Linked DNA regions of Homo sapiens: region 2 is linked to region 1. A link is an interaction called in ENCODE POLR2A ChIA-PET data of the cell type or tissue named here. Cell type or tissue: endothelial cell of umbilical vein. All regions are shown on one strand. Each heading gives the region's core, and the rest is flanking DNA. Links, peaks and the distances in the headings are about the cores only.

The links. ChIA-PET counts read pairs that join two places held together with the same protein. Peaks named below come from ENCODE experiments on the same cell type or tissue, not always from the same donor. Only the 100,000 strongest peaks of a DNase experiment are listed, where the experiment ranks them.
Region 2: POLR2A ChIA-PET joins it to region 1 with 7 read pairs; 3 of 35 experiments call an interaction of 5 or more read pairs at or near these places.

Annotation. Positions count from the first base shown.
Region 1 is chr2:203,784,455-203,797,004 of GRCh38, forward strand. No RefSeq gene overlaps it. Among named protein-coding and RNA genes, the nearest start is that of CTLA4, 77 kb to the right of the region's middle. In endothelial cell of umbilical vein, for the core only: no CTCF peak of the experiment used is centred there; DNase peaks (open chromatin) are centred at 5,357 and 5,827; H3K27ac peaks cover 1,040 bases.
Region 2 is chr2:203,164,048-203,176,597 of GRCh38, forward strand. It overlaps NBEAL1 (neurobeachin like 1), which reads left to right. Exons shown (of 56, transcript NM_001378026.1): 37 at 2,102-2,250; 38 at 3,180-3,313; 39 at 5,700-5,804; 40 at 7,881-7,976; 41 at 8,682-8,806; 42 at 11,100-11,240. Among named protein-coding and RNA genes, the nearest start is that of CYP20A1, 69 kb to the right of the region's middle. In endothelial cell of umbilical vein, for the core only: no CTCF peak of the experiment used is centred there; no DNase peak of the experiment used is centred there.

The DNA.
Region 1 (12,550 bases), core at 4,333-6,832:
GAAGTCCCTGCTACTCCAGAGGCTGAGGCAGGAGAATCGCCTGAACCCGGGAGGAGGAGCTTGCAGTGAGCCGAGATCGCGCCACTGCACTTCAGCCTGGGCAACAGAGCGAGACTCCATCTTAAAAAAAAAAAAAAAAAAAGTTAACTTTTTGGGTTTGGCGTCGGTGCACATCTCTAGTCATGATAGTGTGTCCGGAATTGGTGAGTTCTTGGTCTCACTGACTTCAAGAATGAAGCCGCGGACCCTCGCGGTGTTACAGCTCTTAAGGTGGCTTGTCTGGAGTTTGTTCCTTCTGGTGTTTGGATGTGTTTGGAGTTTCTTCCTTCTGGTGGGTTTGTGGTCTCGCTGGCTCAGGAGTGAATCTGCAGACCTTCGCAGTGAGTGTTACAGCTCTTAAGGCAGCGCGTCTGGAGTTGTTTGTTCCTCCTGGTGGGCTCCTGGTCTCGCTGGCTTCAGGAGTAAAGCGGCAGACCTTCACGGTGAGTGTTACAGCTCATAAAAGCAGCGTGGACCCAAAGAGTGAGCAGTAACAAGATTTATTGCAAAGAGCGAAAGAACAAAGCTTCCCCAGTGTGGAAGGAGACCCGAGTGGGTTGCCACTGCTGGCTTGGGCAGCCTGCTTTTATTCTCTTATCTGGCTCTACCCACATCCTGCTGATTGGTAGAGCCCAGTGGTCTGTTTTGACAGGGTGCTGACTGGTGTATTTACAATCCCTGAGCTAGACACAAAGGTTCTCCAAGGCCCCACCAGAGTAGCTAGATACAGAGTGTTGATTGGTGCATTCACAAACCCTGAGCTAGACACAGGGTGCTGATTGGTGTGTTTACAAACCTTGAGCTAGATACAGAGTGCCCATTGGTGTATTTACAATCCCTGAGCTAGACATAAAGGTTCTCCAAGGCCCCACCAGAGTGGCTAGATACAGAGTGTCGATTGGTGCATTCACAGACCCTGAGCTAGACACAGGGTGCTGATTGGTGTATTTACAATCTCCGAACTAGACATAAAGGTTCTCCACTTCCCCACCAGATTCAGGAGCCCAGCTGGCTTCACCCAGTGGATCCCGCACCGGGGCTGCAGGTGGAGCTGCCTGCCAGTCCAGGTGTCGTCCGCCGGCACTCCTCAGCCCTTGGCTGGTCGATGGGACTGGGCACCGTGGAGCAGGGGGTGGCGCTCATCGGGGAGGCTCGGGCCGCACAGGAGCCCACGGAGGGGGTGGGAGGCTCAGGCATGGCGGGCTGCAGGTCCCAAGCCCTGCCCCGCGGGAAGGCAGCTAAGGCCCGGTGAGAAATCGAGCGCAGTGCCGGTGGGCCGGCACTGCTGGGGGACCCAGTACACTCTCCGCAGCCACTGGCCTGGGTGCTAAGCCCTTCATTGCCCAGGCCCGCAGGGCCGGCCGGCTGCTCCGAGTGCAGGGCTCGCCAAGCCCACGCCCACCCGGAACTCCAGCTGGCCCACAAGCGCCGCGCGCGCAGCCCCGGTTTCCGCTTGCGTCTCTCCCTCCACACCTCCCTGCAAGCTGAGGGAGCCGGCACCGGCCTTGGCCAGCCCAGAAAGGGGCTCCCACAGTGCAGTGGTGGGCTGAAGGGCTCCTCAAGTGCCACCAAAGTGGGAGCCCAGGCAGAGGAGGCGCCGAGAGCGAACGAGGGCTGTGAGGACTGCCAGCACGCTGTCATCTCTCAATAGGATGCAGGTCAGAGGGCAGGGGTAAGAGGGAAAAACACCTGATTGCTTCTAAGAGTCTAAACGAAGGACACATCCCACCAGTGGTGGTGCACCATGAAGCATTTGAAGGTCCATATAAGACATTTCGAAGCCATGAATCTTGTTTGTTTATTAAAATTTTTTTTTGTTATACCGGAGCATAGAGATCTATCTTGGGGCAAAGTTTCAGAAAATAAGTAAAAGTCCAGTTTTCTAGATTCAGAACTATCAAAGGCTAGACAATGGCAATCAATAATAATGCTCCCCTCCATACCAATTTGAAAAGTTAAAAATTTTATCAGACATGCAGATGTCTTCACATTATGAAACAATTGTAACATTTTTTTCTCCTTCATTAAATGGCCGATTTGACAGCTGTTTCAACTCAACACTCTTATTTTGATTATTTGTTATTCAACATTTGGCCCTGATAGTATTGTCAATTCTAAAGTGCTAAGACTATATTTAAATCAACGGAAATATTTTGGTTATGTTTTATTTACGGGACTTTTCTCTGCTTGTCTTTTAACCTCCCTTAATAGCAGGCAGCCAAATTATTAGCTCATCTATTTTGGCAGAATAAAACAATTCATGGTTTAAAGAGTTTGGAAAAGGTAAAACTTCAGAGAAATATAACAACATCCAGCTTACAATGCTGTTTGTGTACTTTCTATAGGATGTGTAGCTTCATCCTGTAGGAGGATTTCCTCCATTTGAATCCCCAAGGCCTCTGACTGATTTCCCTCTTCCTTTGGTGCTGTTTGTGTTTAAAAAATAATGCCTGAGGGAAAGATAACCATCGTTCTGTTGCTTTGTGGACACATGCATTCTCATACAATTTCTGTTCCCTATTCCTTGTCAGTGATGAGATGAAGAATTGAGTGTAAGCACATCAAAATTGCACAGTAAGTGGTCAGGAGTCTTTCAAATAGCGCTAAAAGAGGCTGAATTGCCAGTGAGGAAGGCGCAGCTGGAAGCTAGATATTGCATCATCTGGCCTTCCTCTGCTGAACAAAGAAAATTATTTTGTGAAGTATGTACAGATGCTCTTATTTCAAGTGACATAATGCATTTGTTTCAATGGAGGTTTTCAATCTGCAACTTTGAAACTTTTCTGCATGTGGAAAACCCCATGACAATTCGTTGTACCCTAGGGTACATCTGAAAGAAAATTGTTGGATCTTAAAGCCAAACCAGCAATTTGGACAAACTTGGAGGATTATTTTTCTGGGATGTTTCCATTTAATATTACAACACAGAGGTTCTGCATTTATGTCAAAAGGGAAGGACTAGAAAAAGGCTTTCTGTAGGCCATGAAACTAGTTATGCTTTGCGATTGTAAATCCATATTGACCACTATAATTCAAGTGTTTAACTTGCATATTCTTAGAAACTGAATTTTTCAGAAAAGCAAGCATCAATATAAGCTTCTAAAATCAAAGCTAATTTAGTCATTTATTTATGACTACCAGGTTGAAGCTTCCTTTAAAAATCCTATTTCATACAGAGCAACAAAAACAGATGACAAAATCTAAATATTTTTACGTTTATTCTAAAGATTGGTGAAAAGTATATTGCTGGATATTTTATCACCATGAGTTAATTGCTCGAGAAATAACCTCCAGATTTAATAAAAGAAAAGAGGAGGTTCTTCATGAGCTAGTTAAAATCATGGATATGCCCCATAACCCACTTCTGTCAGGTAGCAAGGTTGCTTATGGAAAGAAGAGCCAAAGAAATTGTTTAAGCAGGCCAAGGAATTGAAAAAGTGGAAAAGGAGAAGGTTGTCTCAACTGAAGTCACTAGTACCTTTCTAACTCAGAATCTTGGAGGAATTTCTCTGCACATCTCTTGTCCTTTACTTGACAGACCAAAATAAACCGAGATGCCAGAAGAGTTTGTTCAGATTTTTTAGTTTAGTTTCAGTTCCCCAGTTTTTCAGAATTGAAGGCCAACAATATTCCCTCCACACGATGATTCACCTCTCTACCCCTTCATGTTTCTTTAACTTCATTGCCTACTATAGTAAGTACACATTGCCCTGGAGTCAGGTGGACTTAAGTAATCAACAAGAATATATTTATGACCTACTCTTCAAATGCCCTGTGCTAGGTACTGTGGGGGTCATATGGAAGTACCTGGATTTTTACAGTCCTCAATAGGGTCCTTTTGCTTTAGCATAGCCAGTTCACTTGCTGTCTGTGCCCAGGACTTAAATCCCTCCCTCTGGAAACTGCTTACGCTTTCTACCTGCAATACCTTCCCCACACCACTCTGGCAGTTCCTAGCCTTCAAGTATAGTTCAAAATTAACTTCTTTCACTCACCCCACTTTGATTTTTTCTGTGTCGCCTCTGAACACAGTCCCTATGAACTCCTTGAATGTGGAGATCACAATTTATTCATGCTTGTGTGCCTTGTGCCAAGAATAGCCTAGGAAGAAAGTCCATAAGATGATACATACCTTCATTTATTTTCAGTGAAAGGATTGGTCTGAAAAACGGGCCTGCCATTATTGGAAATAGAAAAGCATTAATCTCTTTGAAGAACATCATGTTGCACATTGACCAAAGGGCTGGAAAAAAAAAAAAAAAAAAAAAGAACACCATGTGCCCTGATTTCCTTATCACTTTTCCACATAATAGTGTTTTGCTTGAGGAGAAGCCTCTAAGATTGGTTATTTTTTACAAGTTTGTTTTTTGTTGATCCCAACATGCAAATATATCTGTTATCTATGGATTTGTTCACTCTTTGACATAATCCTCTAAACTCTTTGGGAGTTTTCTGCCCTCTTGATTAGGAAGCGTTTATTTAAAATATCAGTTTTTTTGAATGAACTTAGTGGAATTATGTAGTACAATTTTAGACTAACTTGTAACAAGACAAAATGCCAAACCTTAAAAGATAATCTTTTAATCTTAAATTTAGGGTCTAGACTTTGTTTCTTTGTTTCCTTCCTTATTTTCCCTTCCCACGGCTGGCTGGATGACTTGACCATTTACATTATATATATACATATATATATATATTTTTTGAGATGGAGTCTTGCCGTGTTGCCCAGGCTGGAGTGCAGTGGCGCGATCTCGGCTCACTGCAAGCTCCGCCTCCCGGGTTCACGCCATTCTCCTGCCTCAGCCTCCTGAGTAGTTGGGACTACAGGCGCCTGCCACCATGCACGGCTAATTTTTTGTATTTTTTTTAGTAGAGACGGGGTTTCACCGTGTTAGCTAGGATGGTCTCGATCTCCTGACCTCATGATCCGTCCGCCTCGGCCTCCCAAAATGCTGGGATTACAGGAGTGACCCACCGCGCCTGGCCTATTTACATAATATATTAAGGCCAATTCATTTTGACTGATACTAAAGGTAGACTTGAACCTTGTAATTGATAATCACTTACACAGTGTTTACCATGTGCTAGGCAAAGGCTTTGTGTGTATTACCTCATTTAGCCCTCATAGCTCTAGGAAGTAGGTTCTATTATTATTTATTATTGTTATCCCCTTTCTCCTTTTATATGTCAGTCTGAATGCAGATTCTCCTATTTTCATGATTGACCTTCAGACTGCAGGTTTAGCAGTTGCTAAAAAACAAAAATCAATCCAGCTCCTATTTCTGCCCCAAGCTGCCAACAACAAGGGTTGGGGAAAACTTTTCCAGGCTGACAATTATTGTTAAAAGCAGCTTTTCCTGTAGGCTGTCTGGCAGTAGCAGGAAAGCAGGCTGAGTATCCCATGATTGCCAAAGCAAGGAGGGCTTCTGGTGGAAATGGACTTCTTTGATATATTTTTCCCCTGGGCTGATCTGCTTTTCTATTTCTCCTCTTTCACTGGTGTGTGTGTGTGTGTGTGTGTGTGTGTGTGTGTGTGTGTGTGTGTGTCTATGTTTATTTCAGGTCATGATCTGCTTCTTCTGTCCTGAAAATGCACTTGGAGCTCTATCCATAGAGGTAATTTCAAAGTTTAGAAGTTGTGTTCTGAGTTTTATGTCACAAGCAAATGCTCTGATTTCCAAACATCTGTTCTCTAGGCAGTGTTAAAATTCATTATCCTGACAATTGCCCTTCGGCCTATATGCCAGGGCAGCTGAAGCCAACCCACCCTGGATTCCACCTACTACTCTTTAGGATGAGACAATAGTAATTTTTTTATGAATCACAGGGAAAGTCAGTGAATAATGTCCTTGACATCATCTTTACTGCAAGTACAATAACAAGTTTCACAGGGCCATTCTTTACAATACACTTTAATATCTATGACGCAATGCCAAAACTCACATCAGTGAAATTAATTCTACAAGGCACAAAACACAAGTGTACAAATTTCTGATGGTTTGATTTGAGGATAAACTTTTAGTGTGCCCAATGCAATGAAGAGTCCTTCACAAATATTACTTCTAGTGAACTCTAGGTTATACTCCTGGATAAGCCTTTAAGGCTGTGAGGAACCTGAGAAATCCACTGAAAATTTACATCTAAATACAGTCATCCACCTTCTCTAATCATGTGCTGTGGGAGAATCCCAGTAAGCAGACAGCACTTCTAGATGTTCTTATAAAACAACTAGAGTTGACCCTAGCACAGAAGAATGGATGACTGTAGACCTAAAAAAACATAAGCCCCAAATTCATTAATTCAGCCATGATTAAAATTAAGCTGAAGTCATAAATTAAAATCTTTAGTAATAGGAATCTTGAGATAATAAAAAACTGTTGATACATGTGTTTGGGAATACAAAACTCTGAGTTGGCTTCTTGACATCTTGTTGTGAGAGATAAGAAAGCAGGTTAGAAAATGTTTGCCTACCAGGGACCATAAAATTTGGGTTAGTTTCTATTCCCTTTCTTCTTATTATATTGAGTTTCTGTCTACTGCTCTTTGATAAAAAGAACAAAGACTTTTTCTGAAATAATGGAATTTTAATAGTTTTAATAGTTTCCAAACCTGCTGACTTATAATCTTGGGACTTTGAATGTTTGTTATAAAAGATTACATTTGTAGAGTGTTCAATGAGGAAAGCTGTTAAAGTAGAAAATCATTTTTCATAGAAAGTTGATTTTATTCATCAACTGTGAAGAAACTTCCGTTGTACCAGTATTTATTCACTCCTTCCATAGCGACAAAATTCGTAGCTGGGTACAAAGGTACCTAGGATATAGGCAGTGAGGTATGGGCATGTGACTAAATAATGGCCAATCATATGTGAGCAGAGGTTAATTTGTAACTTTGTGAAAATGTTCTCAAAGGGAAAAGAGTGTCCTACTGGGGTCCTCTTTCCTGCGCTTGTAGTGTGGATGGAATGGCAAGTCACCTTGGAAAATATAGACAAGGACAGAACTACAGTGCTGCTGAGCAAAGATAGAAGGACCTGGGTTTCTGACCCCATAGAGGGGCTCATACCTGCCTAAGACCTCTTACCTCTGGACTTTATTCATATGAGGAGGAGATAAACAGCTGTTTTATTTAAGTCACTATTGTTTTGGGACTATTTGCTAAACCAAATCCTAACAAATAAACCAACTTTGTGCTAACTGATCTGCTGACTATGACCTCATTGATTAAATTCAAATGAACCTAATCAAATGGAAGACTCTCCAGATCATCTGGAGACACATACAATTTCTCAGCCATCCCTAGATCTTTGTGTCACCACCACAAGAGTCGAAGTGTCTGATGAAAGCATCTGATTGGCGAAACCAATGTCCTTTACTTTATGTGTTAAGGATGAGGGAAATTATTGGGTCCTTCTGGCTTCCACTTCAAGATACACACAGTGGGGAATTAACCCCTAGAGAAAAGGTGTTCAAATAAAAGAATATAAATGCCCCCAGTGCTTTCTGAACCAGATCCCTTAGAGTTGGATTTACTGGTGCATCAACTAAGCAGGAAGCTCTTGAAGGAGATGGAGTTGGGTCAGATGGTGTTGGGTAAGGTGAGGGAGCTACTTGAAGGAGGAGCACATCCTACATCAGTGAAGGACAACACTAAATCGTTGTGGATATTTACATAATCAAGGTATATATTAAACATGGAACAGGGCATGCTGGAAAGATGATGGCTCAGCAAGTCTCACCTTTCCTTCTCTTTAATTACTAAACACTCCAACCTCCAACCTCTTCCTGGCTAACTAGGAGTTGGGGCTGGGAGGTAGGTGGAGCCTGGAGGGCATCAGCCAGAGAGCTGTAGCTAAACTTCCAATCCTGCTACTACCCTAAAGCCAGATAAAACCCAGGCAAAACCTTGGGGAAGATTTGAAAGCTGCAGTTCCTGAGGAAGGCTTGGACCATGGGGCACTCAGGGAGAAGGTTAACATTGGTTAGCAGGAGTGTGCCTGTCTTTTTGGTTCCCAGGAGGCTGAAGGGGAAGGCTGTGTTCTCTCCACTTCTGAGGTTGAGTGAGCATGAGAGGCCCATGGAGAAGAGGAATATCCTCCCAATTCCTCAGCAGAGGCTTAGAAACTTTTTCAGTGATGCAATGGGTCAGAAGATCAGAGCTTGCTGCACTTCCAACACTCTCAAGACCGCTACTACTAAAGTATCTTCAAGACGAGACCAAAGAAAATAACACTTCACCACCGGGGCCGGCAGCCATAGAGAGGAAGAGTAAATAAAATAATCAAAGAGGACCTTAACAAAATCTGAGTAATTTACTTGCGGAAAGATTTTAAGCAAACAACAGATAAATCCAAAGACCTCAAGATAGGAGAAGATACTTTGGGGAGAAATTAATGGTATGAAATGAATCTTGCAATATGTATAGTTAAATGGAAATGGATAACTATATCCATTTAACTATGTATAGTTAAAAGTGGATAATGCACTATACTATTTGACTGCATATAACCTAAGAGAAAACTAATGTAGAAAGTAGCTAAAATTGGCCAGGCACTGTGGCTCACACCTGTAATTCCAGCACTTTGTGATAAGAAAGACCATAAAAGATTAGGAAAAAATCTAGGAGACTTAACTATATAACTTGGAAGGTGAGGGAAGAACTTCTTAACTAGACAGGCAACACAGGAGCTATAAAAGGCAGAAATATTTTACTATATGATATATAAAGACAAATATTTGCAGCATAACAAAACAAAACAAAATACAACTGGATGAGGTAGCTCACACCTGTATTCATAGCATTTTGGGAGGCAGAGATGAGAAAATCACTTGAGGCCAGGAGTTTAAGACTAGCCTGGGCAACATAACGACATCATGTCTCTACAAATTTTTTTATTTTTTGAGTTGGAGTCTCGCTCTGTCGCCCAGGCTGGAGTGCAGTGGCGCGATCTTGGCTCACTGCAAGCTCCGCCTCTCAGGTTCATGCCATTCTCCTGCCTCAGCCTCCTGAATAGCTGGGACTACAGGCGCCCACCACCACGCCTGGCTAATTTTTTTGTATTTTTAGTAGAGATGAGGTTTCACTGTGTTAGCCAGGATGGTCTCCATCTCCTGACCTTGTGATCTGCCCGCCTCAGCCTCCCAAAGTGCTGGGATTACAGGCATGAGCCACAACGTCTGGTCCAAAAAATTTTTTTTTAAATGAGCTGGGTGTGGTGGCAGGCGCCTGTGGTTCCAACTACTTGGAGGCTGAAGTGGGAGGATTGCCTGAGCCCAGGAATGTAAGGTTAGAGTGAGCTAGTTTTATACCACTGGCTCAAAAACAAACAACCCAACAAACAAACCAAGACACCAAAAATCCTCTTTACCAGGTAAGAGATACTATAAACAAACTCAAAAGGCAAATGAGAGAGTTGGAAAAAATTTGTAATTCAGATGGCTATTTAAAACTCATAGGAAAAAAATGAGCAAATAATGTGAGTAAATAGTTCTTAAAGGAGCAAATCTAAATAGTCAATATGATATAAGAAGAGTTGAGAAGATGCTTAAACTAGCTAGCAGAAAATGCAAATTAAAGTGGAAATAAGGGATCTCTCTTCTGAACTGTTGTTAGCATGAGGGGTATGAAACACCCACTGTTGATGGAGACGGAAATGCGAATTCTTATACATTTATGTTGTTAAGCTCTTACAGGCTGTGAAGAAAGCAATTTGGTTACATCTTTTAAAACTAAAAATTCATATATCCTTTAATGCAGCAATCCCAACTGTGGAGGACCTATGTCATAGAAACATAAGCAGTAGGCCGGGCGCGGTGGCTCACGCCTGTAATCCCAGCACTTTTGGAAGCTGAGGCGGGCGGATCACGAGGTCAGGAGATTGAGACTATTCTGGCTAACACGGTGAAACTCCGTCTCTACTAAAAATACAAAAAAATTAGCTGGGCATGGTGGTGCATGCCTGTAGTTCCAGCTACTTGGGAGGCTGAGGCAGGAGAATCGCTTGAACTCAGGAGGCAGAGGTTGCAGTGAGCAAAGATCGTGCCACTGCACTCCAGCCTGGGCAACAGAGCGAGACTCCGTCTCAAAAAAAAAAAAAAAAAGAAAGAAATATAAGCAGCAGTAGGTAAGAACATGAATACGAGATGTTTATTTGGCATTGCTCTAGTGATAAAAGACTGGAAATAGTGTAAATGAGTAAAGATAAGGAAATAGATAAATAAGAGTACATTTACATCATAGAATAACATGTAATCATTAAAAAGAATGAAAACAATTGACTCACAGGGATTGCCACAAATTATTGTTGAAGAAGAAAAATCAGATACGTAAAGAGATAAGCATAGTAGGATCCCATGCTTGTAAAGTAACCAGTGTCAAAATCCTACCATTTATCTGATGATTTATGAATATCTGTGTATATATGTATATGCATAAATATGCTTGTATGTGGCTATGTGTATATAAAAAGTACAGAAGGGCACACACTGGTTGTTAACATGAGGTGTGAGGGTGGAGAGTAGGTCAGGATAACTGGATGGACATGAATGTAAGAGATAGAAGAACGTTAGAAAAACAGAGGCTGTTTTAAAAGGGCCCACCATGTGAAATATAATCCTATTTACGTAAAAGGATGTATGTGTGTGTATATTTACATATAAATAAATTTTCAAGCAAATTAAGCAAATAAACAATTTTAAGCAAATCGCAAACACTGTATAGTTTCATCTGGAAATAGCTTAGTAAGAATCTCTAACGTGTCTCTTTATGCATGCTTGTAGTGGTGTTATGAACCAGGAAGAAGGAAAAAGGTGGAAGGATGTCCACTGAATTGTTAGTATGGGTCTCCTCAGGGGGTGGAAGTGAAGTGGGGGGTAGGAGGGATATAATTAGCCTTGCCTTTCTATGTTTTTGAACTGTATTGTTTCACTTGCTGCAATAAGCAGGGAAAACTGGCAATTTGGTCCTTTGGCAGGCCTGAGAATTGGAAGAGCCTTTAGGAATATCTGCCATCTTTTCTCTCGTATTCAAGGCAGCAAGTTTAAGCAATTGTGGACATCAAATAGATAAATAGCAAACTATTAGGAAACTAAGGGATGGCTTTTACCAAACCTGTTAAAGTTAATATTTAATAGTCAGAGATACCACAAAGCAAGATGGGGCAGAGCTCATAAATTTTGGGGTGAAGAATTGTATATATCTCCACCTTCTAAGGAAATAAATGTAAATTTAGAAAATACTTTGTACTAGATGCATTCAAGTAGATATACTTAACTATTCTGCAATTGTTGGACATAGATATTGCCGCCCAGATAATAATGCAATAAATATCTTTCTTGGCTGTCATTAGAAATGATGTTTAAAAAGACTATAGGGTGACCAACCCCTTTTCAACACTAAAGGTTAAGAGAAACAAGAAGTGATAGGTATAAAAGTATCTCCTGCCCTTGCAGAAAAAAGTCTCATGCACAGAAAGAAGACCAAAAGGAAATAGAGTGCACCAGAATACTAACAATGGTTGTTTTTCAAAAGTGATATTATGTGTATTTATAAATAGTTATTTCTATTATTTTCTGTTCTGTCAAACTTTCTGTAATGAGTTTATAATATTTTATGATAAAAGAGAAACCAATAAACCTAAAAAACCCCGAGAAACTTAAAAAATTTAAGTGCAAAAGTTTCCTTTGACAAAAAACATTTATAAGCATGTTGTCAAGGTATTTTAGAGTTCTTTCACTATTTATGGCATTTCATCCATATGTGGACTATTAAGGGCAGAAATACAATATCTTTATTTGGGTCAAAAATCTCTGTATTCAAAAAACAGAACTATAAGGCATTGCAGATAGGAAAATACGAATATGCTCTGAAATTAGTATTTTGGATCCACTATGAGGAAATGCCAGCCTGACATGAAATATTGAAGAGAAGGCAGAAAAAAAAAGCTAGACTATTTCATTACTAATATGACAAAAGCAGAAGCGTTACTAGACCAGCTTTAGAACAGCCCAGCTTCCCCTTTCACTTAATTACTTAATTTCATTCATTCATCCTCACTTATTTGCTCACACAAATATTCATTTAAATATCATATAGTAAGGCAAATTAACCTCTCTGATTGGAAATTTCCTCACAGGTTAAATGGGGACTATTCAGGGGTACTACTTAATTTGCTTAGAGGGTACTTCTGAAAGTAAGGGATAATGAATGTGAAGTTCCTGGCACCTAACAGATACTAAAAAAAAATTAGAACATTGTTGTTGTTATTATTCTTCCCATTAGGTGCCCAGCTTAGTACTAACCACGCTTGGGGAAGGGTTTCACAATAATTCTGGTGAGGAGGAATTGGTGCCACAGCGTGTTAGATGCTACTTACAATTAACAGCATAGAAAACTGTGTGTGGTTTATCCCTAAAAGTAGATTGAGTATGTCTCTACAATTTTTAAATTAATTTTTATCATCTGTGCTAAATCCTTAGTTGAAAGATATCTTTTGTTCCCTGAATCGGTGGCC
Region 2 (12,550 bases), core at 3,764-6,263, 620 kb before region 1:
CTGTTCCTCAGTTTATTTTCTTAATTGCTTTATAGAAGTTTATAAATTTATTAATAGATTATACCTATTATATTAATACATGTGATTAAAAACTAACTTTTCCTTTTTTGGCATGTCAAATAAAACTTTGTACAATCTTTGAGAGAAAAAAAAAAGATTGCACCACTGCACTCTAGCCTGGGTGTCAGAGTGAGACCCCATCTAAAAATATATATATATTACAAATTGACTAGATTCAGTAGTATCCTTTGGTGGCATAATCAGGACTTTTACTTGTATTAGTTCAGTAATTTTTTTTAGATTTCCTTTATTATTTTCAGGGTACTGGGTAGGGGCAGTTATATAGGGAACTATCTTGGTAGATACTCAGTTGGCTTTGTAATTGGGATTTTTTTTTTCTTTCTTTGATGACTAGTGAATTTAATGGATGTCAGACTCATTTGTTTTACACTGAAGAACCAAAATACTTTTTGTCATTTAATATAAATAACCCTCAGACTATTTACTTTTTTAGGGTTACTCATGGCTCTATTTATCACTGTAAATATTAGTATTTCAGTGTTTGGGAAAACATTCTTTCCAGTAATTATTTTTTAAAAAAAGAAAAGCTTAGTTTTAAATAAATGATTGCAACATTGCAAGCTTAAAATGGTGATACAGAACTTCTCATGGAAACCCACTAAAAATAAAATTAGACTTAGTCATTGGTACCCTGGACATGAGGCAGATATGAAATGTCTAGGACCAGAGAGTTAGCTGGCTTAAAAGATTTACTTGAATAACATTCTGTGAGTGGTAGAAGCTCCCATTTCTCTTTTTTTTTTTTTTTTTGAGATGGAGTTTTGCTCTTGTTGCCCAGGCTGGAGTACAGTGGCGTAATCTTGGCTCACCGCACCCTCCACCTGCCAGATTCAAGCGATTCTTTTGCCTCAGCCTCCCAAGTAGCTGGGATTACAGGCATGCACCACCACGCCTGGCTAATTTTGTATTTTTAGTAGAGACGGAGTTTCTCCACGTTGGTCAGGCTGGTCTTGAACTCCCGACCTCAGGTGATCCGTCCATCTCTGCCTCCCAAAGTGCTGGGATTACAGGCGTGAGCCACCGCGCCCACCCAGGAGCTCCTATTTCTATACTTGGCAGTTAAAGTCACCTAGGCCACCAAAAGACTGTCTCTCCAGTTACTTCCTCCAGCAAATATAAATAATATTCCTCCTAATATATGGTGACTTCACTTTAAGTAAGGTATGGCAATAGTAGCTCTTTGCATTATCTCTAGTTCCCTTGTTAGGGGAATGCTATGATGGTAATGCTCTCTAGTTTTAGTTACTCTTGAAAGTCTCATTTTATAGTTTAAGATTCATATTTAGTACTTCTAATTATTATTTACAAACACCACTACAATGCAGTCTTAGTCACAGATTCCTGTATTTTGTGGGTCAATTCATGTCTCCCAGAATATAACTAAAATGACATGACCAATATTGCCTTATTTTTCAGCTGTCCTCTGCTAATTGTTTTACAGGTTCACTGTGTTTTATTATAATGGGTCATATAAAATCAGGATGTAAAGCTTATTTTTAATGAAACTGAATCATTGAGTAATAAAAATATTTGGATACTGTTTAAGTAATTTAATATGCAGAATACTTCTTGAGGGTAATTCAGATATTCTTTCCTGGACATTAATTTGACAGATAAGTGATTTATATTTGAGGCCAGGCACAGTGGCTCATGCATATTATCCCAGCAGTTTGGGAGACCGAGGTGGGTGGATCCCTTGAGCTCAGGAGATCAAAACCAGCCTGGGCAACATGGCAAAACCCCACCTCTATAAAAAATATAAAAATTAGCTGGGCATGGTGGCATGCACCTGTATTCCCAGCTACTTGGGAGGCTGAGGTGGGAGGATTGCTTGAGCCCAGGAGGCAGAGGTTGCAGTGATTGAGCCGACATTGTGCCACTGCACTCCAGCCTGGGTGACAGCAAGACCTTGTCTCAAAAAAAAGAAAAAAAAGAGATTATATTTAAATGTGGCATTCTTTTCTATTTAAGAAAAATAAATGGTTGAATTTTTCTGTTTATTGGCTTCTTGTTTTTACAGTGATGAGAAAGAAGAACAGGATCAAAAAGAAAAATTGGTATTGATGGAAGACTGTGAACTCATTACAATAATTGATGTAATTCCTGGCAGATTAGAAATCACTACTCAACACATTTACTTCTATGATGGCAGCATTGAAAAAGAAGATGGTGAGGAGTTCTGGAAAAAATAATTTTTGCTGTTCAATAATTAAGTATCTAATTTATCAATCATGAATGAGAAGAAGAAAGCAGTAAGATATAACTATCATGTGAAGGGAGAAATGGAAAGTCAGTAAGGGGTCAAATTTGTTATTCACCAAGGTGTGGAAGGGAATGCTTTTTAAAAATTATCAATGCATTTTTAAGGGTTTGGCTAGAGGGAATTGCTGTAAACTTAAGTTACAAAATACAGTGTTTATTATTATTATTTTTTTGAGATGGAGTTCCACTCTTGTTGCCCAGGCTGGAGTGCAATGGTGCGATCTCGGCTCACTGAGACCTCTGCCTCCCGGGTTCAAGCGATTCTCCTGCCTCAGCCTCCCGAGTAGCTGGGCTTACAGGCATGTGCCACCACGCCCAGCTAATTTTGTATTTTTTTTTTTTTTAGTAGAGACAGGGTTTCTTCATGTTGGTCAGGCTGGTCTCGAACTCCCAAACTCATGTGATCTGCCCACCTCAGCCTCCCAAAGTGCTGGGATTACAGGTGTGAGCCACTGCACCCAACCTAATATAGTCTTCATTTTATCATACCTTTGTATGTGTACTTATTCCTATAGGCTTCTCATGTCATCCTTTATGTGATAATAAAAGGATGAATAAATCTAAGATGCCAGCATACAGAGAAAAGGAAAACTGTTTCTGAGATGTATTCAGAATTATATTGTATTCTAATGGGAAGGCAGTAGAATAGTTATAGAACTTTAAAATAGTTTAAAAGAACCAGTTTAAATATCCAACACATTTAACAAATGGTTTATATAGTACAGAAATTGAATTCCTTTTTCCTAAAACCTTTTGTCAAGAACTAAGAGGTATTTTCTACTTAGCATGAGTAACTTTATATGGTATCTCAGTCACAAGATTTCTTCCGTTTTCAGGAGTAGGCTTTGATTTCAAGTGGCCTCATTCTCAAATTCGAGAGATTCATCTCCGGCGTTACAATTTAAGAAGATCAGCCCTTGAGATTTTTCATGTTGACCAATCCAACTACTTTCTCAATTTCAAAAAAGAGGTATGTATTATGGTTTCAGGAAATCCCAAAATGCTAGCTTTAAATACGTTTCCAGCTAGTGAGCTCTAATGGAACTTTGGGCTGTATTCTTTTATCAAGACAAAATGTTAGAGGAAAAAATACATACTTTGGGGGCTAATCAGTGTATGAATTTTTGTTGAGATTTATATACGTTTGAGTTTTGGGGGAGCTCAGTTTTTATATATATGGCTAGATAAAGTAGAATTTTTAGTGCCTCACTACATTCACTTGTGATGTAATATACAATATGTAAGCTATGACAAGATTTATAAAATTAGATTGGTTTCAAATTAAAAAATAATGAGGAATCTATTTCTTCTAGGAATATAGTAAATTCTTAAGTAATGTAAGTTGTTAAGTGCATATGCTCTAAAGCCACATTACCAGGGTCCGTGTACTGTCTCCACCAGTAGCTGTGTAAGCTTGGGCTCATTACTGAGAATGCTTGGGCCCGGCCTTCCTCCCCTCTCTCATTCACTTGAGGTCAGACAGGTATTATTACAGTTTGACAGCTCTCCCCACCTTGCATAGCTCTCCCATTTTCTCTCGTAGGCGTCTCCCCTAGTAAAATATTCGCATTTTAATTGTGTCTTGGCATCTGCTTTTCAGAAGACTCACATTAGCACACACAATAACTAATTTTCCATTCTTCTGTGGAACCCAGGTTGACTTATTGATGGATTTGATTAAGATGTTTAAAGACCATTCTTCTAGTTTTACAAAAGTCTTTTTACTGTTACAAGAAAGTTTTCCTTCATAGGAAAATACAAAGCATGTGTTTTATGGAAAGCTGTGTCATGTAATTAAACTAAGTCTGCCCCTGCTAAGTACTGGGTGTTTGTATAACTTTATTGTCTTTAAAGTACATTTCTATAAAGTAGCTAATCTTTATAACAACCATGAGATTAAATGTGGCAAATTTGGCCAGACACAGTGGCTCACGCCTGTGATCCCAGCACTTTGGGAGGCCGAGGCGGGTGGATCACCTGAAGTCAGGAGTTCGAGACCACCCTGGCCAACATGGTGAAACACCATCTCTACTAATACAAAAACTAGCTGGTCGTGGTGGCACATGCCTGTAATCCCAGCTACTTGGGAGGCTGAGGCAGGAGAATCACTTGAACCTGGGAGGCAGAGATTGCAGTGAGCCGAGATCACGCTATTGCACTCCAGCCTGGGCAACAAGAGTGAAACTCTGTCTCCAAAATAGGTAAATAAATAAGGCAGATTCTGGCTGGGTACGATAGCTCACGCCTATAGTCCTAGCACTTTGGGAGGCCAAGGTGGCTGGATCACGAGGTCAAGAGTTTGAGACCAGCCTGCCCAACATGGTGAAACCCCATCTCTACTAAAAATACAGAAATTAGCTGGGCATGGTGATGCACACCTGTAATGCCAGCTACTCGAGAGGCTGAGGTAGGAGAATTGCTTGAACTCTGGAGGCAGAGGTTACAGTGAGCCGAGATCACGCCAGTGCACTCTAGCCTGGGTGACAGAGCGAGACTCCATCTCAAAAAAAAAAAAAAAAAAAAGGCAATTTCCATTATTCCTTTTTTAATAGTTAAAGAAACTATAAGTGAATTTTATAACTTTGCATTTGTATAGCCCTGAATAATTCACAGTACTATAAGGATAGGTATTATGTTTAATTTAATTTATTTGCCAAGATGATTAGTAAATTGCAGAACTAAATTTGAAGTATACTTGAGCAAGTTTTCTAATTCCAAGTCTAATAATATTTCCGTTATACATGATAATTTTTGTAAACATACATAGCTTGATTTCAGCAAGTACAATAGGGTAATTAAAACCATAATCTACTGTTTATATGAAATGTCCAGAACAGGCAAACCCATAGAGACAGAAATTAGATTAATAATTGTCAGGGAATGGGAAGGAGGCAGAATTGAGAAGTAGCTGTTAGTGACTATGGGATTTCTATTTGAGGTGATAAAAAATTTCTGAAGTTAGATAATGGTGATAGTCACACAACTGTTTGAATATAGTAAAAAAAAAAAAAAAAAAAAAAACCACTGAAGCCAGGTGTGGTGGCTCATGCATGTAATCCCAGCACTTTGAGAGCTTGAGGTGGGAGGATCACTTGTTGTCCAGGAGTTTGAGATCAGCCTGGGCAACATGGTAAAACCCCATCTCTACAAAAAATACAAAAAAATTAGCCAAGATCACACCACTGCACTCCAGCCTGGGCAACAGAGACTGTCTCAACAAAACAAAACAAAACACACAACACTAAGTTGTATACTTTAAAAGGGTGAATTGTCTCTCAATACAGCTATTGTGACTACCATAATCTTCCAAGTTTGTCTTGATTCATTTTTAAAGTATAAAATGCTGTTTTTTATAGGTTAGAAACAAAATATATAGCCGACTGTTGTCACTTCATTCCCCAAATAGTTATTATGGAAGCAGATCACCACAGGAGTTATTCAAAGCATCAGGATTGACACAGGTAGGAAATTGTAATAGTCTCTAATGAACTGTTCTGCTCTTCATTTTAAGTAAAACTTGACTTCTTCTGATTTTCCTTTGATTTTTACAACTGCTGTTCTTCCATTCAGACTGATCTTTTGAATTATCTTTGAATCTTCCTTTGTTTCCCTCACACAGACAGTGCCCTCCCTGCCACCTCCTGTATCATTCAGTTCATGGGTATATCCGTTAATAATTTTCTCTTTTTAAAAAATAAGGCTGGGCGCAGTGGCTCACGCCTGTAATCCCAGCAATTTGGGAGGCTGAGGCAGGCGGATCACCTGAGGTTGGGAGTTCAAGACCAGCCTGGCCAACATGGTGAAACCCCATCTCTACTAAAAAATACAAAAAGTAGCCAGGCATGTTGGCGGGCGCCTGTAATCCCAGCTACTCGGGAGGCTGAGGTGGGAGAATCGCTTGAACCGGGGAGGCGGAGGTTGTGGTGAGCTAAGATTCGTGCCACTGCATTGCAGCCTGGGCGACAGAGCAAGACTCTGTCACAAATAATAATAATAATAATAACATGGGTTTTAAAATCTTAATAATAAAAATAATCAATGCATGAGGTTTAAAAAGGGCCTGGAAAGGGCCAAAAAATGCCAATTCTCCTACCAGCCAAAGTGAATTAATGCTCTCATGAATTATATTCTTATTTATATCCCAGTGTCACTTGGATTTGTTCTGCCAGGACGCAAAGGAAAGCCGTTGTTTTTGGCTTTCCAGGACTGTTCGTAGTCTCTTAATCAGGGTCTTTGCTTCCTGGCTGTCTCCTTCCTCCCACAAACACATTAATCTTTCTTAAGTGTTGCCCTTATTCAAGACCCATCAGCAATTCTTTACTATTGCCAGTGAAAAAAGTTTTATTTAATAAAGTACGTTTCCTGTTGCCTCTGCAATAAACTTTATTCTTTAAGTGCTGATCCCTCAACTTGGCACTCAAGAACAATTGGGCTACACCTAAGTATCCTCTGAGGATAATTAATGTAATGTTTCATTAAAATAGTTGGATAGTTTTAATATATCAAGACACTGTTTTTTAATATGCATACTTATGAAAATTTCAATTTGTAACAAAAATTTCTAAGTGGAATAGTCCTAAAATTCGAAATTTTAGGCCACATGCAGTGGCTCACAGTTGTAATCCCAGCACTAAGGCTGGTGGATCCCCTGAGGTCAAGAGTTCGAGACCAGCCTGGCCAACATGGTGAAACCCCATCTCTACTAAAAATACAAAAAATTAGCTGGGCATGGTGGTGGGTGCCTGTAATCCCAGCGACTCAGGAGGCTGAGGAAGGAGAATCACTTGAACCCTGGAGACAGAGGTCACAGTGAGCTGAGATCACACCATTGCACTCCAGCCTGGGCAACAAGAGTGAAACTCCATCTCAAAAATAAAAAAGTAATTTAAAAAATGAAATAATAAAATAAAATGTGAAATTTTAAGACATTTATTCTGGGCATGGTGGCATATGCCTGTAAACCCAATGCTTTGGGAGGTCAAGCCAGGAGCATCACTTGAGGCTAGGAGTTTGAGACCAGCCTGGGCAACAAAGCAAGACCTCATCTCTACAAATAGTTTAAAAAATTAGCCAGTGTAATAGGGCATGCCTTTAGTCCTAGCTACTTGGGAGGCTAAGCCAGGTAGATAGCTTGAACCCAGGAGCTTGAGGCTGTAATGAGCTGTGATTGCTTCACTGCACTCCAGCCTGGGTGACAAAGTGAGACCATTTCTCTGAAATAAATAAATAAATAAAATAAAAATTTTAAGGTATTCAAATAAAACATGTAATTGAAGAAAAGACAAGGTTTTTTTTTTTTAGGAAAGAATTTTTATCAAGACCTAGACTGTGGTATAAGATTTATGTTGAATTTTCTGTTCCTTTTTTAGAGACCAATATTTTAAAAGAAGTAAATTTAGGAAAAGTATATTGATTTATCTCCCTGTTGTACCTTTTTTTTTTTTTTAGCCCATTCTTGGTACTGTCAGTAATAGCTACCAATGTCTAAGAGATGTAGATTTTTAAATTTTGATATTGCTCTTTTTTGTGCTGTCTAGAAATGGGTAAACAGAGAGATATCAAATTTTGACTACCTCATTCAAATAAATACAATGGCAGGACGAACCTATAATGACCTTGCACAGTATCCTGTGGTAAGTTTTGCATAAACCTTATAAATGTGGAATTGCCCTACAGTTTTATAAATCACATAAGTATATACATGATACTTATTTTTTATTTAAAAAATATAAAAACACTTTGGCCTTTCTGTATGTTTTCTACCCAGTTATTTTCAAAAAGTATATAAACATGAAAACTAATTTAAATAAAAGCCTTTTTTCTTTCACTTCCTTGAAAATATCCAGTGGGGCAGGTGCGGTGGCTCATGCTTGTAATCCCAGCACTTTGGGAAGCCAAGGCGGGTGGATCACCTGAGGTCAGGAGTTTGAGACGAGCCTAGTCAACATGGTGAAACCCCGTCTCTACTAAAAATACAAAAATTATCTGGGCGTGGTGGTGCACACCTGTAATCCCAGCAACTCAGGAGGCTGAGGCAGGAGAATCGCTTGAACTCAGGAGGCAGAGGTTGCAGTGAGCCGAGATCATGACACTGCACTCCAGCCTGGGTGACAGAGCAAGACTTTGTCTCAAAAAAAAAGAAAAGAAAAGATTCCAGTGGAATTATAGGAAATAATGCTTCTGGTTATTGAACTAAAGATGAATGGATATTTACAACAGGGAAAAAATATTTTTAGAGACTATCCCTTTTTGTCTTTAGATAACCATTTGATATTAGATATGAGGATATTAGCTTCTCTAGGAAGGAATGTCTAAATTGTAAATTATGGCTCTTTTAGTTTCCCTGGATTTTACAAGATTATACTTCGGAAGAGTTGGACCTTAATAACCCTGCTGTATTTCGAGATCTTTCCAAACCAATTGGGGTAGTTAATGAAAAAAACGCCAAAGCTATGAGAGAAAAGTAAGTGCTTCTTATTCCTTTTATAAAATACACATTGCTTCTTTGAATTTGTATTGATTTTTTACTATGGCCAACCAAAAAAATTTTTTTTTTATCGTACTACTACTTTTGATAATCAGAGTCTGATAATTACTTCACTAAGTTTTCTTGAAAATAACTTGGTTGCCTTTCAGAAATCTTGACTATACTTGTGTTGATTTCCCTTCATCACCAAATTTAAATTGATATTGCTCAGAATTTCTTTTTACCATGTAATAAGTATGTGCTAAAGAGTAATAAATTCTTGAAATTTTTCTTCCCAGATGTTTTAAACTTTATAACTTAATAATCAAACATATTAAAGTATCTGTCTAATATAATATTTGGGTAGATATACAACTTATACTGATGTGTTTTCAGTAATAATGTGAATAAAGAAGAGAGAATGTGTGGCAATTTAGAACATGTCATTTTGATAAGAAGAAGAAGATTTTATAGTTCTGTTTATGATCTACCCTGTCAACTTCTCACAATTAATTTTTTCAAGGCAAGCTGCCCACAGGCAACAGAATAACCTGATTTTAATTTCCCTTTTTCTCCCTGTGAACTTAGGGATGACTTTTGAGTTTTGAATTCTAATAATAAGGACAAAACTATTTTACACATTAACTTAGTTATAGATTGATATGAAAGTAGGTGGTACTTTTTTTTTCTACTTTTTCTTTGCAAACCTTCCCTAGGATTTTTATAATGTTTGATATTTGATTTGACTTGATTTACCAGTGGAACTTTGCTGTGTATATATGTATACCATCACTGCCATTAGTCAAACTTTTTTTTCTGATAATAACCAAAAGAAGATTTTATAATTCTTTAAAACAGTGTTCTAAGGAAACACTCATATAAATAACTTATTTTATTGGTAATTAAAGATACAAGTTGTTTTACATTTTAGTGGTACATTTTTGCATAGATACAAATGGCTTTGACCTGAAAACTTTTTTATTCTCCTGAATATTAATGAGTAGTATGTAAAAGGAAATTGGCCTCAGCTTAATGAACCCATTACTATTTTGGTTTTTGAAATTCAGTGTTTATGGCCTACAAAAATCTTTTATTCTTATTTAGATTTTATACACGCTAATTCAGATGTCACCATTCAGACCAATTATGCATGTATCAGTGATAGACCTTGAAGAATCACTGTATATCTTTTGGTAATAATCTGGTTTAGGCCTTTTTCCTATCCACCATCTCTTTTTTCTTTTACCTTTAGATTTCTAGGTATCAATTTTCACAATTCTTGACTGGTTCTTCCTTTTTTTTTTTTCCTGTTACCTTGGCCACAAAAGGATGTTTAATTATCACAGTGCTTTATACTAGCAAAAAAAAAAAAAAAAAAAAAAAAAAATACAAGGAAACAATCTAAGTGTCTAAAAAGTAAAGAAATAGTTAAATTGTGGTACATCTATACAGTATTATGTACCTGTTAAAAATAGACTACTCAGTCATTTGGAAAGATGTCTGTAGAAAATTGTTAAGTGAAAAATTGTTAAATGAAAAATATATTGTTATGAACAATATATGTAGCACTTTTATGTGAAAAATATTTGTATATTAATTCATACATTAGGATAGATATTCACCAAAAAATTTGTGTTAATTATCTCTGGGATGTGGAATTATAGTTGATTTTAAGTTTCTTCTGTTTTGATTCTCTATTTTCTAATTTTTCTACAATGAACATGTATTATTATTGCATAACAAAAACTATTCCAGGCTGGGTACGGTGGCTCACACCTGTAATCCCAGCACTTTGGGAGGCTGAGGCAGGTGGATCACAAGGTCAGGAGATCGAGACCATCCTGGCTAACATGGTGAAACCCTGTCTCTACTAAAAATAGAAAAATTAGCTGGGCGTGGTGGCAGGCACCTGTAGTCCCAGCTACTTGGGAGGCTGAGGCAGGAGAATGATGTGAACCCAGGAGGCGGAGCTTGCAGTGAGCCGAGAGCGAGACTCTGTCTCAAATAAATAAATAAATAAATAAATAAATAAATAAATAAAAATAAAAATGAAAACTATTCCAGAATTAAGTGTTTATGATATTTTGTTGTTCAGAAAAAAGTATTAAGCAATAAAATTTTTTTCGTTTTCTAGTATGGTATAATGATATGAATACAGAGTTTGATAATGAGGCATATGAAGAAGGATGGACTTTTTAAAAACTGTATTTTCAGAAATAAAATACAAACTTATGCCCCCTTATGTACTTTATTATTGTGGTTTTAAAACTTTAGGATTTTTTCCCCACAGATATGAAAATTTTGAGGATCCTATGGGAACTATTGATAAGTTTCACTATGGTACTCACTATTCAAATTCTGCGGGGGTCATGCACTATCTCATTCGTGTAGAACCGTTCACCACCCTCCACATCCAACTTCAGAGTGGAAGGTATGTTTTGAGTAAATAAGCTATTTTTTTATGACTATGTTAGTGTTGAAAACTGTTTGCCTTCATGTCATGTACTGTGTAACATGTCTTTTTTATTCTCCTGTATTAAATTTTGATCAGCTAAAAATAAACTAGTTTGAGAATGAGTCACTCAAACTGTCTCACACAAGTGATTTAAGGAGAATTCCTTTTTCAGTGTTATCCCAGTGTACCTTTGTGATTCTTACTGTTTTGAGGAATCTACCAGAGATTTATAATTAGATCTGATTTAGAGCTAAATCTAAGGCATCACCGGAGAGTCAAACCAATCCAATGCCTATGCCTATGTAGTCCTAAAAATATGTATCATGAGGAATGGAAGGAGGAGCAATAAGAGACTCTTACATTATTACAGCAGCTCAAACAAGTCTTTGATACCACTGTATTTACACTGTGGGTATTATAACTTACCTATGTTGTACATTTTCCTAATCCTAAGGAAACCAGCTTTTCCATGAATCTTCTGTTCCTCAGTAAATCCTCCACATAGCTCCCTATTTATACATTTTTGTCTCCATGTTGCCTTACTGTTTAACAGCCATTTTGCCTTCCCTACCCAAACCAGAGCTATGTAAATATTGCCTTTTCTGTTCTCTTTCCATGTAGCTTTTATCTCTCACAGTTAACCTGGGTTCCTTATTTCTGTTTATGTACAATAAGCCTTGGCTTTCAAGAAGAGACTCTGGCCCTCAGATCACTAAACATCCCCAGATTTTACATGTCCCATGTAACCTTTGATGGTGACCTTTGAAGTATTATATAGTCTATTTTTGAAGCTTTGTAAAAATTCATTTAGTCATAAAATTATTAAAAGCTGAAAAGATCCAGTTATACTTTATTGCATCTTTTTTTTTTTTTTTTTTTTGAGACAGAGTCTCACTCCTTCACCCAGGCTGGAGTGCAGTGGTGCAATCTCAGCTCACTGAGATGCGTGTGGTGTGGTATGGTGTGCCACCACACCTGGGTAATTTTTTTGTATTTTTGGTAGAGATGGGGTTTTGCCATATTGCCCAGGCTGGTCTTGAACTCCTGATGTTAAGTGATCAGCCCACCTTGGCCTGCCAAAGTAAGTATCTGATAGAAGATACTTTTCTCTCCATAAGATACAGTAAAGTAGGCCAGGTGTGGCAGTTCACACCTCTAATCCCAGCACTTTGGGAGGCCAAGGTGGGTGGATCACCTGAGGTCAGAATTTCAAGACCAGCCTGGCCTGGCCAAAATGGTGAAACCCCGTCTCTACTAAAAATACAAAAAAATTAGCCAGGCATGGT